Regions from separate parts of the Homo sapiens genome. Here region 2 is linked to region 1. Evidence: chromatin contacts called from ENCODE Hi-C or POLR2A ChIA-PET data. All regions are on one chromosome and are shown on one strand. The core of a region is the stretch at or near the end of the contact, and the rest is flanking DNA. Distances in the headings are between cores, read along the strand shown. Region 1 overlaps RNF121 (ring finger protein 121). Region 2 holds the start of INPPL1 (inositol polyphosphate phosphatase like 1).

Region 1 (4,895 bases), core at 366-2,865:
AGCATGTGCAAGGTGGGAGGTGAGAAAGAGAATGCCACCTTCAGGGAACTGTATGCAGTTTAGTATTACTGGAACCTCAGAGTAGAAGGTGGGGAGTAATGATAAAATAGGGAGACTGGAAAGGGAGGCAGATGTGATGACACATAAGGCCTTATATGCTGTGCTGAGGAGTTTGGATTTTTATCTGTAGCTGATGATTAGCTGTAGAAGAGCTTTAAGAACTTAGGTTGGCTGGGCACGGTAACTCATGTCTGTAATCCCAGCACTTTGGGAGGCTGAGGTGGGAGGATCACTTGAGGTCAGGAGTTCGAGACCAGCTTGGGCAACATGATGAAACCCCGTCTCTACTAAAAATACAAAAAATTAGCCAGGCGTGGTGGCATGCACCTGTAATCCCAGCCACTCGGGAGACTGAGGCAGGAGAATCACTTAAAGCTAGGAGGTGGAGGTTGCAGTGAGCCGAGATTGTGCCACTGCACTCCTGCCTGGGCAACAGAGCGAGACTCTGTCTCAAAAAAAAAGAGGAACTTAGGTGAATGACATGGATCAGATGTGCATTATAGAAAGATCATTCTTGGGGCAGAAATGGAGGAGGGACTAAGGGGCAGGAAAAATTTGCCTTAATCCAGGCAAGTAGGGCTTCCAAATTTATCTAATTCTAAAATGCACATAATTTCTGGTGTATTATATATACTGCAGGAGAGCATATGTTAAGTCCCAAAGGAGCTGGGAGCAGAGGAAGGTAAAACTGGAAAGACAGCTAGGGGTCAGGTCATGGCCTTGTGTGGTCCCAAGAGCTCACTGTCCGTGCTCCTGTGGAGGGCATTGTGTAGTCTACTAAGGAGTTCTTACTTTCACAGGCAGCATTAGGACACCAGAAGATTTGAACTTGGGTGACACAGTGACTCGAGAAGTACATGAGGTTGAAGGACCTGGATTAAGTTTGTAGACTGAGTAATAGGAAGGAAGGAAAAGATAGTAGATATATTTCTTACCCCACTGATCTAGGCCTTCTGGTACTACCAGCCATGAACTTTGGTTTTCCCTTCTCCCTAAATCTTCCTTCAGTCCTAGCTGTATGCTGTGTTAAGTTTGGAAAGTATTTACTGCTGGCTATTAAAGATCAAGTAGGATTATGTTAGTATTTCTCTTACAAGGAAGAGTCACTTTTTTGTTGTTTTTTTTTTTGAGACAGGGTCTTCTGTCACCCAGGCTGGAGTGCAGTGGTGTGATCATGGCTCACTGCAGTCTGAACCTCCTGGGCTCAAGTGATCCTCCTGCCTCAGCCTCCTGAGTAGCTGGGACTACAGGTGTGTGCCACCACACTTGGCTAATTTTTAAATTTTTTGTAGAGATGGAGTCTTGCTATGTTACCCAGCTGGGTCTCCCAACTCCTGGCCTCAAGTGATCCTCCTGCCTCGGGCTCCCAAAGTGTTGAGATTACAGGCATGAGCCAACATGTCTGGCCAAGATTCACTTTTATTTATTTATTTTTAAGATTTTTAATTTTTTTCACATGGCCACTGTGCCAAAAGGAGTCACTTTTAAACTTAGTAGCCGTTGGCTGTATCAGATGGCTTTCCCAGTTCCTCTGGATTCTTCTGCAATATCATCCCCACTGTTTGTTCAAGAGAGAATTAAGAGAGAATTACTCAGTGTCTGAGTATTTCCCAAGCATTTGCTTTGTGTCTAGTTCTAAGTGTGAAGTGTGAAGGGGATGCTGAACAAGTAAGTCATTTATCCTTGTTTCCAAAGCAGTTAATATTATTTAACATCTGTCTGTCATTTATTGAACACATACAGTATACCAGATTATGAGCTAGTTCTCTGAAATACAAAGAAGAATACGACTCAAATGATCCTTTAACCATTTCAGATCCACTAGGATGGCTAAATGGGAAAAACTGTTTGCAAATCATATATTAATAAGGTATTTGTCTATAGAAGATATAAAGAGCTTTTACAACTCATCAATAATAAAAAAAATAACCTAGTAAAAAATGGGCAAAAGGCCAGGCCCAGTAGCTTACACCTGTAATCCCAGCACTTTGGGAGGCTGAGGAGGGTGGATCACTTGAACCCGGGAGTTCAAGACCAGCTTGGGCAACATAGAGAAACCCCATCTTCCCTGAAAATAAAAAATAGCCAGACATGGTGGCTCGTTTCTGTAGTCCCTGCTACTCGGGAGGCTGAGGTGGGAGTATCACTTGAGCCCAGGAGGTTGAGGCTGCAGTGAGTTATGTTTGTGCCACTGCACTCCAGCCTGGGTAACAGAGTAAGACTCTGCCTTAAAAAAGAAAAGAAAAGAAAAGAAAAGAAAAATCCGCACAGAAACTTATACACAAATATTGATAGGAACATTACTCATAATAGCCCCAAGTAGAAATAACCTAAATGTCTATCCTCTGATGAAAGGATAAATAAAATGTGTCTGCCTATGCAATGGAATATTATTTAGTAAGAAAAGGAGTGAACTCCTGATAAGTGCTATAACATGGGTGATGGGTGATCCTTGAAAACATTTTGATGAGTGAAAGAAGACAGTCACAAAAGATCACATACTCAATGAATGAATTTATTTATTTATTTTTGAGATAAGGTCTTGCCGTGTTGCCCAGGCTGGTCTGTAACTCCTGACTCACAGGATTTTCCCCTGTCACCCTCCACAGAGTAGCTGGGTTTACAGGCATATGCTGTCACATTCAGCTGCTGAATGAATTCATTTGTATGAAAGGTCCAGAAAAGGCAAATATATAGCAGTATAAAAGAAATTAATGGTTACCAGGGCTTGGGGATGGGAATGAGGAGTTAGTAAATGAGCATGAGGTTTTTTTTTTTTTTTTAGAGTGACGGAAATGATTTAAAATAAGATGGTTGCATCTTATTTTATTTATTATTATTATGTTTTTGGAGACAGAATCTCCCTCTGTTACCCAGGCTGGAGTGCAGTGGTGCAGTCTCAGCTCACTGCAGCCTCTGCCTCCCGGGTTCAAGTGGTTCTCCTGCTTCAGCCTCCTAAGTAGCTGGGATTACAGGTGCTCTGGCTCTTTTTTTTTTTTTTTTTTTTGAGACAGTATCGCTCTGTCACCCAGGCTGGAGTGCAGTTGCATGATCTCGGCTTGCTGCAACCTCCGCTTCCTGGGTTCCAGCAATTCTCCTGCCTCAGCCTCCCTAGTAGCTGGGATTACAGGCATGCGCCACCACACCTGGCTAACTTGTATTTTAAGTAGAGACGGGGTTTCACCATGTTGCCCATGTGGTCTCAACCTCCTGACCTCAGATGACCCGCCTGCCTGGCCTCCCAAAGTGTTAAGATTACAGGCTTGAGCCACTGTGCCTGGCTGGTTGCATCTTATTTTAAATATACTAACAATAATTGAATTTCTTACTTAAAATGGATGATATGGCTAGGCATGGTGGCTCACACCTGTAATCCGAGCACTTTGGGAGGCCAGCGCCGGAGGATCACTTGAGCCCAGAAGTTTGTAGAGACCTCATCTTTACAGAAAATAACAAAAATTACCCAGGCATGGTGGCATGTGCCTATAGTCCTAGCTACTCAGGAGGCTGAGGCAGGAGGATCCCTTGAGCCCAGAAGGTTGAGACTGCAGTGAGCTATGATCAAGCCACTGCGCTACAACCTGAGTGACAAAGACCTGTCTCAAAAAAAAAAAAGGAATTGGGCAGTGAAGGAGTGAAGGTGAGTAGAGAATTCTAGAGAGAAAAGACGGCAGCAGCCAAAGAAAGCACTGAGGGATGAAAGAGATAGATAGTTCAATGTGGCTGGAATGTAAGCCATTTGGTGGAGAGTGGTGAAATAAGGTCGCTGGTTGGGCCATATTATGAAGTCCTTTGTGTGTCCTACTAAGGAGTTTGAACTTTAACCCCAAGGCAATAGAAAGTCATCAAAGTTTGTCAAAGTAGTAGGATGATGCAATCAGGTGTGTGTCTAATAAAGATCACTGTGGCTGCTGCTGTGTCATGAATCTGTGCTGGCAAAGTTAGAGTCGGGGAGATCATTTTGGAGGCCACTCCAATTGTTAGAGAAAGAGCAAGGGATAAAGTCTGAACTAAGGCACTATGGCAATGAAAAACTCAAGGGAGATTTTATAGATGTTTAGATATGATCAGCACATGAACTGTATGGGCTGTAAAGGCCTTAGGAGTTCATAGAGGATAGTTCTGTTCTGAAAGATTCTGGAGGAGGTGACACCTAGATTGGATCTTTAAAGATGGGTAAAAAGTTTGAGTATATGGAAAGCTGCAGTGCATATAGGAAAGAGTGAGAGAGGAGGGCCAGAGAGGGAGGAAGCCAGACTGAAAAATAGGAATTTGATGGGATAGCAATTGAAGAACCAAAGAAGCAAACTTAGTTGCTCCCAAATTTGAAAAGTTTAATTTAAAAAGGTTTTTGGCCAGGTGCGGTGGCTCACGCCTGTAATCCCAGCACTTTGAGAGGCCGAGGCAGTTGGATAACTTGAGGTCAGAAGTTCGAGACCAGCCTTGTCAACGTGGTGAAACCCCATCTTTACTAAACGTACAAAAATTAGCCGGGCGTGGTGGCTGCACTTGTAGCCCCACCTACTTGGGAGGCTGAGGCATGAGAATCGCTTGAACCTGGAAGGTAGAGGTTGCAGTGACCTGAGATTGCGCCACTGCACTCCAGCCTGGGCAACAGAGTGAAACTGTCTCCAAAAAAAAAAAAAAAAAAAAAAAAAAGCTTATCAACTCAGCTGGCCAGGAGGTTGTGCTTTCTGATGAGGGGTGGGGGTAAAGGGCAGGCAGCAGCTGTAGCAGCTGTTAGAGCCAACATCTACTTTCACTTCACTGCCCAAAGTGTGCCACCCTTGTCAGGCTAACCATATCCAGTGTCTGCATGATCTCCAGCTGATTTA
Region 2 (4,968 bases), core at 1-2,500, 280 kb after region 1:
CGGGGGCGAGTGCTAATAATACCCGTTCGTTCCGCAGCCGCGCTTTACAGTTTACACAGCTGTCACCTTCGTTTCTCCTTAATTAATAATAAAAATAGCCGCCGTTCGGGAGCGCGGGCTGGGCGCCAGGCCCGGTGCCGAGCGCGGTACGAGCTCGGCCCCCAGAGCCGGCCCTCGCCACAGGATCCCCATTTTCCAGAGCGGGAAGCCGACGCTCAACCCCGCGCCGCGACTTGCCCGAGGTCACCCAGTGGGCCAGCGGCTCCGGGACCGAGGCGCGGGGCGGGGTGAGGCGAGGCGCGGTGCTGCCCCCGGCTCCCCGGGGCGGCGCGGGGCGGGGCGGGCGGCGCGGAGGGCGGGGGCGCGCGCGGATGGCCATCTTAAGTGGCCGCCTGGAGCCCAGGGCCGCTGTCCGGGGAAGGGGGCGCCGGAGCAGCCCGGGAGGTGGGGGTCTGCGTGCGGCGGCCGGGATCCCGGGAGGGAACTTTCTACTAGACGGGCCAGGGATCCTCCTGGCTTCGGACTGCTGAACCCCCTCAAGGCCCGGCCTGCGGGTGTGGGGGGTGGTGCTGGGGAACTTGGCCGAGAGGGGGAAGGGCTCTGCGGGGCTGGGAGGGGCTGCGTGAGAGGCTCGAGAACGTCGCACCTCGTCTGGGCCCCCCGCCAGAGTAAGAATCTTCAGAAGCCTGGTTAGCCAGGGAATCTCCCCGCAGGCTTTGCCGGGGGACGGTTCCCGTGGAGTTGGGGGTTCAGATCTAAGAGGGGGCTGCATTTCGCAGGAGTTGGGGGCCCCGCCCGCTTGGGTGGAGGGAAGAGGATGGGTAGGGGGTGGTCCTGGATCCTTCGCAGGTTTGGGGAACTCGATGCAGCCAAGCTGTAAGGGGGACGAGAGGAAGAGCCATGGAGTGGAATCAGACCTTTATGGGGCTTAGGGGTCATATCATTGGGAGAACTGAGAAGCGCTGAATTCTCCAGGGGGTGCCTGGATCCCGAAGTGTCGGGGCCAGGATGGGGGGACTCGGATTTCGATGGGGATTTGGGGACTGGATCTCCTCGGGTGAATGATGGGGGCAGGATCATTGTGGGGTCTGGGAGGTCCCGGGCCCTTCGGGAAGGTGGGGGCACCGTCCCCGCAGGAGGAGCTGGGGGCAGGGGCGGCCCGGGCTGCGGGCCGAGCGGAGGGGGAGGGGGCGGCAGCCGGCCCTGCGCTCCGCTCCTGCCCCTCCCCCGCCGCCTCTGAACAAACTTTTCTTTCTCTTCAAGTTGAGGCCGGCGCTGCAGGCAGCGGCGGCTGCGCGGTGAACGAGGCGGCCTGCGCGGCGGAGTGCTGAGTCCCGATCCCCGGCTCTGTCCGGCCCACGGATCCTCAAGCCCGGGCCCCGGGCCCGGCCCCAGCCTCAGCCCTGAGCGTCTCGGGGCGGATGGCGCGGGGCGGCGGGGGCGGGCGGTGCTGAGCCCTGCGCGGGCCATGGCCTCGGCCTGCGGGGCGCCGGGCCCGGGGGGCGCCCTGGGCAGCCAGGCCCCCTCCTGGTACCACCGCGACCTGAGCCGGGCGGCCGCGGAGGAGCTGCTGGCCCGGGCGGGCCGCGATGGCAGCTTCCTGGTCCGAGACAGCGAGAGCGTGGCGGGGGCCTTCGCGCTCTGCGTCCTGTGAGTGGGGCGGGGGCTCCTTGCGGGCTGGCGTGGACCGGGAGCGCGGGCACGGCCGGGTGTGGAAAGGGCCCGGGTGAGGGTTTCTGGGGCGGTGGGACGCCAGACCCGCCTCCACCCCCCAGAGTGGGAGCCTTGGCTTTCTCCTGGGTCTGAGGAGGGACGCAGGGGCACTTCCTGCTGTGTGTCTGGGGGCACTTTCAGGAGCCTTGAGGGTAGAGAATATGGGGTTCTGTGGCCCAGTGTGACTGTGATGACGAAAAATTCGGGCATTCCCCGGCAGACCCCTTCAGGCATCCTCCAGGTAGAAGGGAGCAGGGGAGAGGATGTGCATTCCACGTTGTGTGCAGTCCCGTTTGGATAGGGACTGAGTGGTGAGCAGGAGAGGGAGTCGGGGCAGAGGGACTGACGGGGTGTGTGGGGATGCCTGGCAGCTTCCTTAGGGCCCCTTTCGGTGCTTTGGGGTTCTGCCTGGCCGTGTATGGGTGGTGGGGGCGGTGATGGGTGGTGTAGAGAGGAAGGCTTGGGGAAGCAGAGGCTGAGGCTGTATGGGACCTTGCCATTATTTCTGAACCAATGAGTGAGTGTTTGAGCCCTGGCTCTGGGCTTGAGCCCTGGTTACCTGGCTGCCCTAGCCCTGAGCTATGAGTGCTGAGTGAGAGCAGAGCCAGACTTGGTGCTTCTCTGAGTGGGCCAGGTCCTGTGGCTGTGCCTTTCAGCCCAGTGTGGTTGGTAGTGGTGCTGGGGTGAGTTAGCACTCTTGGTTTTGCAGCCTTCTAGCGGCTTTGTACCTCCTGCCCTGCAGTCTGACATTGAGTTGGCTTCTGTGGGCCCAGTGAGTGGGAATCTGTGGGGGCTGCTTTATTTAGATCAGTTATTTAGATCTTTATTTAGATCTTTCTTAGCTCTGTGAACCCCCTCCCAAACTCCTGTCCCACTGTACCTTCCTTACCCCTTTGTTCTCCTGACATCTTTGGTCGGGGCGCACATTAGCCTAGACCAGGGGAGACCTTTTTTTTTTTTTTTTTTTTTGAGAAAGAGTCTCGCTCTGTTGCCCAGGCTGGAGTGCAGTAGTGCAATCTCGGCTCACTGCAACCTCCGCCTCCTGGATTCAAGTGATTCTTCTGCCTCTGCCTCGCCAGTAGCTGGGATTACAGGCGCTCGCCACCAAGCCCAGCTAATTTTTGTATTTTTAGTAGAGATGGGGTTTCACCATATTGGCCAGGCTGGTCTTGAACTCCTGACCTCAAGTGATCCACCTGCCCCGGCCTCTCAAAGTGCTAGGATTACAGGTGGAGCCACCTCGCCCAGCTGGGGAGACATTTTTAATTGTCACAACTGGGATGGTGCTATTGACATCTAGTGGGTAGAAGCCGGGGATACTGCTAAACATTCTACAGTGCACAAGAGAGTCCCCCACAACAAAGAACTGTGCAATCCAAAATGTCAGTGGTATGGAGGTTGAAAAACTCTAGCCTAGGCAATTGACCCAACAAGGAAGGGGCCCTATAAGTCTTAGCTTAGGCCTCAAGTCTGAGGCCCAGTAGGGGGAGACTAAGGAGGGACAGACTAGGCAGATGAATATCCCCAAGTCCTGCTTCCCAGCCCCCTCTGAGGCATACCCCCTAATTAGGCTGGGGAGGGAGGCAGGTGCTGGGTCAGCTGTTGAGTGGGAGGGGGACAGCTGGGGCCTGTGTCTGGGTGAGGAACATTATTGTCCCAGGAGGGGGAGAATCCTGGCCTCATTGCCAAGGGAGGCTGTGAATGGGGTGAGGGGTCTGTCTGTGAGTGGGGGCTTCAGGTTTGCCAGCTGACTCTGGCTCTTCCCCGCATCTCAAGAGCCTGGGGGTAAGGATCAGACGTGGGCGATCAGACGTGGGCAATATCTTAGATTTGCCAAATACACACATACTTGCTTACCTGTATACATTCCGGGTGTTCATGGATAACATGCAAGACACGCCCCTGCCCCAGCAGGCACAGGCAATCTGACCAGCAAGCTAGGATACTGGCCCTGGCTTCTGCCATGGTTTAAAATCCCAACTCCACCTTTTACTTACTCTGTGGCCTTAGGAAAATCACTTTTATTCTTTGAGCCTGTTTCCTCAGCTGGAGAATGGGGATAATAATATCTGTTTAGAAGTGTGAGAATTAAGTAAGATTTATAGGACACTGGGTACCCAGCGTGTCACAGATAGGATTCAGTTAATGGTATGCTATTGTAATAAACACAGATAGTGTTTGTAATAGTCTACAAAGGAACACCTGGTGACAGACACTCACCCAGCATAAGCAGCCAGGAGAGTCACCTAGGGTGACTCCTGGGTGACTCCTTGGGGAAGCATGCCCTGAGGTGCGGAGGCAGAGGATCTTCCATCCCCCGCTGATTGTGCACCTGGCTCAGCTGCCACCTGCTCAACTGCGGCTCCTGTCTGTCAGCACCCCTCTTGCCCCTCCTTGGCTTGGGGCTCCTAGAGGCCCAGGTCTCCCATGGGGGCCCTCTTTGGTGGGAAGGCCTAGGGTGATGCCCCCACACTCCTCGGCACAAGTGCCCTAGACATACCCGACTCCAGCAGAGCCAGAGAGCAGCATAAACACAGGAGGCATACACACGTGTTAGCACGTTGCCCGTGTGTGCAAATGGGCTAACCAGGCTTCTGAAGACTCTTACTCTGGCGGGGAGCCCAGACTGGTACCACAGCCCAGAGGGGCTGTTTAGACAGCTGTGGAGGCCACAAAAGAGCTCCCTGTTGCTTCTCAGGCCCTGCCCTGTGGTGGGTGTGGAGTCTGTGTAGGTCTGGTGGGGAGACGGGGGTGTTCTGGTCATTCCTGCCCAATAGGCAACACCAGGAGGGTGGAAGTGGACCGGCCACATCATTAACCCTGTGCAGCCTGGGCAGGTGGTTTTAGGGAAACCAAGCTGAGGGGGTTGGGGTGCTGAGCTTGCTGGCAGGAGGAAGGGGTGCTTTGGGTCTTAGACCCCAGCCTGGGGGTGACAGATTCTGGCCCTGCCTTGGCATCAGGTATCAGAAGCATGTGCACACGTATCGCATTCTGCCTGATGGAGAAGATTTCTTGGCTGTGCAGGTAGGAGCTTGGGCCCCTGACCCCTGACCTTGATCCAGCCTAGGGCTTGGGGACCTGCTGGCTGACCCTTCCTCCCACCCTTGCTGGCCCACAGACCTCGCAGGGTGTGCCTGTGCGCCGCTTCCAGACCCTGGGTGAGCTCATCGGCCTGTACGCCCAGCCCAACCAGGGCCTTGTGTGCGCCCTGCTTCTTCCTGTAGAGGGTGAGCGAGAGCCGGACCCACCGGATGA

The links. Hi-C counts contacts between places; a loop is a spot of excess contacts on that map. ChIA-PET counts read pairs that join two places held with the same protein, here RNA polymerase II (POLR2A).
Region 2: a loop to region 1 is called in a map of Caco-2, with 4 times the contacts of the local background. The contact joins the promoter of INPPL1 here to the enhancer-like site in region 1. A Hi-C loop is called at or near these places in 1 of 168 maps with a recorded cell type or tissue (Caco-2) and 2 of 37 single-sample maps with no recorded cell type. POLR2A ChIA-PET finds 5 or more read pairs at or near these places in 1 of 52 experiments (PC-9).

What each region holds. Positions count from the first base shown.
Region 1 is chr11:71,943,821-71,948,715 of GRCh38, forward strand. The region is part of intron 1 of RNF121 (ring finger protein 121); the gene reads left to right. Among named protein-coding and RNA genes, the nearest start is that of RNF121, 17 kb to the left of the region's middle. Within about 2 kb of position 1,616, at least 3 of the 41 ENCODE cell types and tissues checked have a DNase peak (open chromatin) inside an H3K27ac peak, as active enhancers do; they include PC-9, where a contact is called at or near this core.
Region 2 is chr11:72,223,517-72,228,484 of GRCh38, forward strand. It overlaps INPPL1 (inositol polyphosphate phosphatase like 1), which reads left to right and starts at 1,251. Exons shown (of 28, transcript NM_001567.4): 1 at 1,251-1,650; 2 at 4,674-4,737; 3 at 4,832-4,968. The coding sequence starts at 1,469. RefSeq lists silencers at 207-606, 1,157-1,516, 1,527-1,736 and an enhancer at 3,142-3,501.